Linked DNA regions of Mus musculus: region 1 is linked to region 2. Evidence: chromatin contacts called from ENCODE Hi-C or POLR2A ChIA-PET data. All regions are on one chromosome and are shown on one strand. Each heading gives the region's core, a stretch centred on a gene start or an enhancer-like site at or near the end of the contact. The rest is flanking DNA. Distances are from core to core; before and after follow the strand shown.

The links. Hi-C counts contacts between places; a loop is a spot of excess contacts on that map. ChIA-PET counts read pairs that join two places held with the same protein, here RNA polymerase II (POLR2A).
Region 1: a map of heart shows a loop between it and region 2 (2.6-fold over the local background). The contact joins the enhancer-like site here to the promoter of Taf1 in region 2. A Hi-C loop is called at or near these places in 1 of 37 maps with a recorded cell type or tissue (heart). POLR2A ChIA-PET finds 5 or more read pairs at or near these places in 1 of 5 experiments (Patski).

The regions. Positions count from the first base shown.
Region 1 is chrX:101,952,503-101,956,221 of GRCm38, reverse strand. The region is part of intron 1 of Nhsl2 (NHS-like 2); the gene reads right to left. Among named protein-coding and RNA genes, the nearest start is that of Gm25828, 42 kb to the right of the region's middle. Within about 2 kb of position 1,926, at least 1 of the 3 ENCODE cell types and tissues checked has a DNase peak (open chromatin) inside an H3K27ac peak, as active enhancers do; it is heart, where a contact is called at or near this core.
Region 2 is chrX:101,530,908-101,534,634 of GRCm38, reverse strand. It overlaps Taf1 (TATA-box binding protein associated factor 1), which reads right to left and starts at 1,900. Exons shown (of 39, transcript NM_001290729.1): 1 at 1,634-1,900; 2 at 1,026-1,140; 3 at 774-890. The coding sequence starts at 1,813.

The DNA.
Region 1 (3,719 bases), core at 677-3,176, 420 kb before region 2:
TGAGAAAATCAGCTTCCCAAAAAGTTACCCAGGGTTATGGACTTGCTTTAGGGATTCTCCCTTGGACAAGTGGGGCAATAGGTCCCTTCTCCACCTTTCCCTCCCAGCAAGGAGTTCAGCACTTCTTTCCTGTGGCCCTCTGAAATAGACTTAGGGAGGCATCCATACCATGGTGTGGAAACAGCACTGGCTCAGAGAAAGCTCTCTGAACTTTCCCAAGGACTTACACTGAGGAGCCTCAGCTGCTTAAAGAATCAAGTTTGGGATTCTCAGCCAAAACGTCTTGCCATCAGAGTTATTGATAGAGGGCAAGAGACCACTGTCCAAGCTCATGTTTTTCTTAGGAACATAAGATTCAGTCTGTACCAGTTCTAACTGGATGAGTGCCAGTGTGTGTGAATTGTAATGGAAGCATTCCAAACGCCAAGCACTACTTTGGACGGTGAAACTATGGCTGGATTTTTATTTTATTCTTAGTACAAAAGTGTTGACTTGTTTTCCTACAGCAAAATTGTGCTAGTATAAAGATCTGTAAACAACAAAGCCTTTATTTTGAAATACAATTAATACAAAAAATAAACCTCATGACAAAACACAAGTACAGACTTTCATGTCATAGATAATTTATTCTAGGGGAGTTTGAGGGAAGACAGAGTGAGGGGGTGGGGGGGGAGAGGAGCACGGAAAATAGGCAAGTTTGTAATCTGAAGCCGAGCTAAGTCAGAGGTCAGAAGCTCTGGCCAGGCCCTAACCTATACACTTGGGCTCATTTCTGGAAGCACATTTAGATTCAGAGCCAGGTCTCTGCTTTTCTCCTTGAATGAGGGAAGGGAGGCACAGGGAGGTGAGGATGGAGACCTCTATTTTGCCAAGGCTCTTTTCTCTCTGTCTTAATCTCCATCTGGCTAACATCTTCATCCTGGACTCTTCTGGGTCCCATGTACTCTCCTGAACGTCTCTAGCATTCCCTGGACAAATGAGTGTCTATTGTGTGTCAGTAACTGTTGTGTGCTCCCAGAATGCATCAGCGACCAAAACAACTCAGTTCCAAGGTGCAGCATGAAGCTCTTGCATGTATTTACTTAGGTGTCCCGGGTCAAGCATAAGCTGTTTTCTGCTAAGGATCATTGTTTTAACATTTGGTTCTCTTCCTTCTCTGCACTGTGACTGGCTTTCAAACATTGTGAAGATGTTCACAGTGAATGAATGAATGAATGATGGTGCTTAAGTTTGGGTTTGGGGATGTTGCTCAGTTGAATAGCACTTATCTATTATGCACAAGGCTCTGGGTTCTACCCTGAGCAAAAGCTCAAGGACACACACACAGAGCAATTTCAAGACAAAAAAAAACACGACGACAGTGGGACGTTGGTCACCGATAAGTAGAGCACGTTCTCTTGCCCTGCATTACTGTCAGCTCAAATCTTAGGCCACTTTCCTCAAGTGGCAATCATCAGAGGAAAGAAGGTTGCAGGCTAAGTCCCTTGGGCAGATCCATTTTGAAAAGAGGTAACCCGCTCTATCAGGGACCCTCTCTAAGGAATGGATAATGCTGCTAACTTTAGACAGCTTAGGCTAAGCAAGAAAGGCATTCTCCTTCGGTGGGTAGGGGGATCCACTGCCCCATCACTCTGTGCAGGGATGAATCATTCTGAAGTACACTTCCTTTCTCTTAAAAACAGCAAGGCTGCCCTGGCATTCATTCCCCCATTCGCCCCGCCTCTGGGCTGCTGTTCATCCCTCCCAGCCAGAGGCAGCTCCAGCCTTTTTTGTTTGGCTTGCCAGCAGCTGCACAGCAGCGCCCTCTGCCGCCCGGCATCAGGCTTTCATGCCGCCCGTCCGCCCCAGGAGCGGGGAGGAGCAGGGAGCTAGGCGGGGGCTGTGCTGCGCCAAGCAGCCTCCAGTTCCGGAGGTGCGCGGGGACCATGACTCACCGCCCGCCGCTCTTGCCGCCTCCGCACGCGCCTGGTGACGCGCGGAGCTGCACAGAGCTGCTCTGCTCACGCAAACCAGCCGGGGCACACTTGGCCTGCTCTGCCCTCCTGGGCCCCAGTCCTGTATGAACCCCAGCATTATTCACCCCCCCCCCCACACACACACCAGAACCTCGCGTCGATTCATTACAACTTCTGATGGGGATAGAGACTGAGGACCAGGGGAAGATGGGGGCGAAGGCAGGGAACAAACCGCTAAAGAATAGGGGAGGGGCTATATGACTCAGTTATGTGTGACTCCAAAGTTCAGGTGAGATGGGCTTTCCACAGCATCAAATTGCACCCCTCCTCCACTCACACACACCAGACACACTCAGGAAGGGTCAGTTAAACGATGATGTCATAAAGGACTTTGAAATTCAAGCATTATAGCAAACATTTACCATTTCAAAATTAAAAGCTGTAAAATAGCTCCTAATGAGAAAGGCAGACAGGTGTGGGGCTTGAGTGTGTGAAATGCTTTGAGTTAAGGAGCGGGACACAGAGCTGGGCATAGTGACACATGCACTTGGGAGGCAGAGGCAGGCAGATCTCCTTGAGTTTGAGACCAACCTGGTCTACAAAGTGAGTTATAGGACAGCCAGAGCAACATAGTTAAGAATAATAGTGAGACTGTTTCTAAAGCAAAGCAAAACAAGACCTAAGCATGGGAATAGGAGCAGGAGCTGTGAGTTAGGAATGTGCACCAGAAATTGGAACAGATGGGAGAGAGAGAGGCAACTAAGATGACCCTGGAACCTTGGCAGGATGTGCAGTTGAATCAAGTGCATGACATGGACATGGCTCTGGGGTTAAGAAGGATTTACTAGTAGATCAAAAAGTTATGCAGTTAAAGTCCACATCGCCTTTGCACCCGCCTCTGGTGTTTGCCACTGCCTGTTTTATTTTCTTTATTAGTAATATATTGCTTGTTTCCTTAGACTGTAAGAAACACAGATCACAGCCTGCAGCTAAGGTCCCACCTCTGCTTTGGAGACAATAAACATGCAGAAGAGAATCCAGATTTGTGAGGGCACGGCCTATCCTCTGGGCTGAATGGAACATAGGTAGGCACAGCACTGCTTGCCCAGACAGCATTTGTGGAAGCCAAAGAAACCCTAATCCAGGTCCTACTGTTCCCTTTGAGGAAAGTGTGGAAAGCTGTAGCTAACGACTGCTTCCCCGTGATGCTGAAGGTCTTTGTAGACCTAAGGTTTGACCCTGAGAGAGCCTGATGAATCATTCAGACAGCTCCAGCCTGAGCCAAGCATCGAGGTCCATTTGGTTTCCATGTGGGTACCTGTGGCTAGTAGCACCACCGAACGGACATGGTGCTCTAGAGCCACAGAAAAAAAGTTAGACATGAGTAACCTTTCATGCTTCTGCATCCACTGGTATTCCCACCCACCCCACCCACCATGACTTTCTGTCAGCCTGAGCTCTACCTAGAAAGGCACCACCCCACCATTTCCTGACAGTGTTTAACTAGGTATGCACGTGACTACATCTTCTTTTTCTTTGTGATCAGGAAAAGAAGGTATTGTCTCTATTCGTGGGTACTACTGAAAAACAGACTAAGCGTTCACGGCCTGTTAAAGATTTAAAATAAATATTTAACTTCAGGAGTCTGAAGTTCAGGCCTTCACAAACAGACACAAATAAGGGGAGGGCGTAAGTCAGGGAGGTGAGTTCTATGTGTTCTTTAGCCCTGGCTCCCTTTCTTGCAGGCTTTGGTGGTCTTTGTAA
Region 2 (3,727 bases), core at 651-3,150:
AATTTTGAGGCCTAAAAGTTTCAAAAATAGAAAATAAAAGCAGAGTGTGGTGATACAAGACTTTAATCCCAACACTCCAGAGGCAGAGGCCAAACAAATAAACCTCTTCCGATTCTGAGACTGTTATTCTAAAATACAGCAGGGAAAATACTTATGTTTTGAAGAAAAAGAAGTATAATAGGGGAATGATTTGAGTCAAAATACATTTGCTCATTGACATGAGATTATAAACATAACCCTTCTTAATCTTAAAATCTTAAGGGCAAAGAGTGGGTTTGTTTTCATCTTTAACTTTGAAAAGCATATAAGAATAGTTATATCAAATCTACAGGCACTAAAATATATGAGATGACAAGAAATCATTTTCACCCTTGTCATTAATCAACAATTTGAGACCGAACATTATAAAAATAAAAGCTTGAATTTGGTAAGAGAATACCTACTACTTGGCACTGAATTGACAGTGGAAACAGCATACAGAGCAAATGTATTGGCAGGCAAGAACAATGGCAGAGATTAAATATACAAGACAGAGCCCAAAACAGACTTATTCAGGAAGAAAATGTACTAAACTGCCAATTTTGCAACATTAAAGAATACCAAGCGTAGTGGGGAACATGTCTAATCCTAGCACTTGGGAAACAGAGGCAAATGCATCTCTATGAGTTTGGGACAATCTTGCATGCATAATGAGTTCCAGGTCAGGCAGGGCTATGTTGAAAGACCCATTGCTAGAAAACAAGAAGGGGGGGGGGGGGCGGAGAGAGAATCACCTGTGTGGCAAAGGGGTTGCAAGCTTCCCATTGTCTGCTGGTATCTTCTACTTTCATCTTCTGCCACCTCGTTGATGTCAGAATAGTCCACAGCATCCTCTCTACTCCTAATCCATCCTATGGATAAAAAGGGAGACGTCTCAAGAGAAAGCAAGTAATTATCACTTCCTTAGAAAATCCCCACTGAAAAGCGTACAACAGGCTAATCTCCTCCCCCCACCCACACTGTCCTCCCCATGGCCCACACTTTACCTTCATCATTTACCAGGGCACCATCACTCCCGGACAATTCTTCATTTGCTGTGAGTTCAGTGATCAGGCTGCCAAGACCCAAAGCCCCCAAGCCCGCAAGATGCTTCTTGCACTCCTGAAAAGGGGACAGCATGAGGGTCGAAAATAACAACTAAACCTGAAGGTCCTACACAAGTATATTTCCCTTGCTCATAACAAAGTCACAAATCCATCTGAGAAATTATTTCATGAAGTGCTGCTCAAAGAAACATCACATTCAAGAACTATATAGGAAATCTGCTAAATTCCATACAGATCAGTTCCGAACAACACACGTTCCATCCGTAGTCCTGGCTTTGGAGCCATTAGGATCAGCAAAAGCCAGAAAAAGCAGAGTTCCAAGGGTCTTTAAGAAGGCCTTCCACAGTGGCGGTTCTGATAACCTTACTAGAGTTAACTATTATCTTTCCTACCAGGCAAGGAGAATGTTACCTTCGAAGCCAACACCTCAGCATCAGTGACTGACACTTAAGACTTTTCCTCTTCGTCCTTCCTCCGAGTTGAGCCCTCTCGCGCTGTCTCCAGTTCTCCCTAGCCACAGCACCCGCCGCCCCAGGCCCACGACTCACGTCATCCAAGACGCTTTCGCCTTCCAACTGCCCTGCTCCATTGATGTTGCCGAACAGGAACCCAGTTAGAGAAAATGGGCCTCCACCAGCCGACTCTTCGTCGCTGTCTGTGTCGGACATGACGACGGAAGGGCTACCGCCACCCTTGTCCTGCAGCAGCCCAGCCCACCCCGGGCCCATGGGCGGGAAAGAAAAAATACGTCAGTCGCACACGGGTGACTTGCAGCGCTCCCTGACCCAACCAGAGGCTACCGGAAGTTGAAAAAAAGGGGGGAAGGATGGGCCGTCCTACGTGATCCTTTGATGTCGGGATGGCTACTTCCTTTGATGTGTTTGATTGGTCCGCCCAAGATCAGGCTGGATAACTGGAAGGTGATTGGTCAAACAAACCAGTCCCGCCCATCAACTGCGCGGGTCCGTTCTGGTTGCTATGGTAAGAGCGGCAGATTTTTCTCCAATAAGAAAGTAGATCTGAGGCGGCGTGACCTACGACCTCTGGAAACCGCGCGTCACCGGCTACAGTACACACTACACAATAATGATTTGAGCCGTCTTTTCCGGTTTGTGCCGTTCCCCAAAGGAACATTACTATGAATTGTGATAGGGGGACGACTGCTACTTACTTATTTTGAATTTACATTTTCCCATGGTAAAATGTTAAGCTTAGTAAAATGAGCAACCGAAACTTCAAGATTCACAAACATTAAACATTTTCATAGTTTTTTTAAGCGCACATATGATTCCCAGCACTATATATATATATATATATATGTATATATATATATATATATATACATACACATATATGCATATATATGTGTGTGTGTATGTATGTATATATGTGTGTAAATGTGTAAAAGCATGGAGAGAAGAAAGAAACCGAGTGGGAGAAGGGGGGGGGGGTTGAAGAGGGGAGAGAAAGTGAAAGAGAGACAGAAATATACAAGGCTGGGATACAGCTCACTGGCCAACATAGATTCAATTCCCTGTACTTAAAAAATAACCTTATTTTGCCAGGAATGGAAACCTGAGGTAGAAGTGTCTCTGAACCGGGCAGTGGTGGCGCACGCCTTTAATCCCAGCACTCGGGAGGCAGAGACAGGCGGATTTCTGAGTTTGAGTCCAGCCTGGTCTACAAAGTGAGTTCCAGGACAGCCAGGGCTACACAGAGAAACCCTGTCTCGAAATAACTAAAAAAAAAAAAAAAAAAAAAAAAAAAAAAGAATTGTCTCTGTAAGACCAGCATAGTATACATAGTTAAGCTCCAGGCTACTAGGGGAAACCCTATCTTTAAAAAAAAGTTTTTTAAGTACTCTATATATTTGTGTAAATAGACATATTGAACCAGTGAGGTGCCTCTGTAGGTAACATATCTGCCACCAACCCCGGAGCCCCATCCTGAGGACATATTTCATGTTTCAGATCACCATGGTGGCACACAGACTTGTTTGAATTGGAGCATCTTCACTGTGGCCAAACCGAGGATCTGTTCAGAGTTCCTACTTTGCATTTTTTGTGCCTGTTTGCTTGTTCATGTTTAGTTTGTTCTGAGGCAGAGTCCCACTTAAGTTTCCTGGGCCAGGCCTTGAATTTTCCATTCTTTGCTTCCCAACTAACTGAAATTATAGGTCTCTGCCAACAAGTTCAGTCGTGCGATTATATTTGATCACCTCTCTTTAGTATATACATGGGGACATTTTCTTTTTTTAAGATTTATTTTTGAAATGATCTGTATGTGTCTGTGCACGGGTATATGCACTGAAGTGCAGTTGTTCACAGAGGCCAGAACTGTTGACTGCCTCTGGAGTTGGAGCTGCTTGATGTTGAGTAGTAGAAACTGGATTCAGGAAGAACAGGAAGCTATCACAGCCCTGGCTGTCCTGGAACTCACTTTATAGACCAGGCTGGCCTCGAACTCAGAAATCCACCTGCCTCTGCCTCCTGAGTGCTGGGATTAAAGGTGTGCGTGCGCCACCACTGTACAGAAAGCTCTCGCACTCTTTATTCTATATGCCTTGGCTTGCCACTGTCAGATACCCTGGAACTGCCAACTACAGACAGTTGTGAGCTGCCATGCGTGTGGTGGGAACTGAA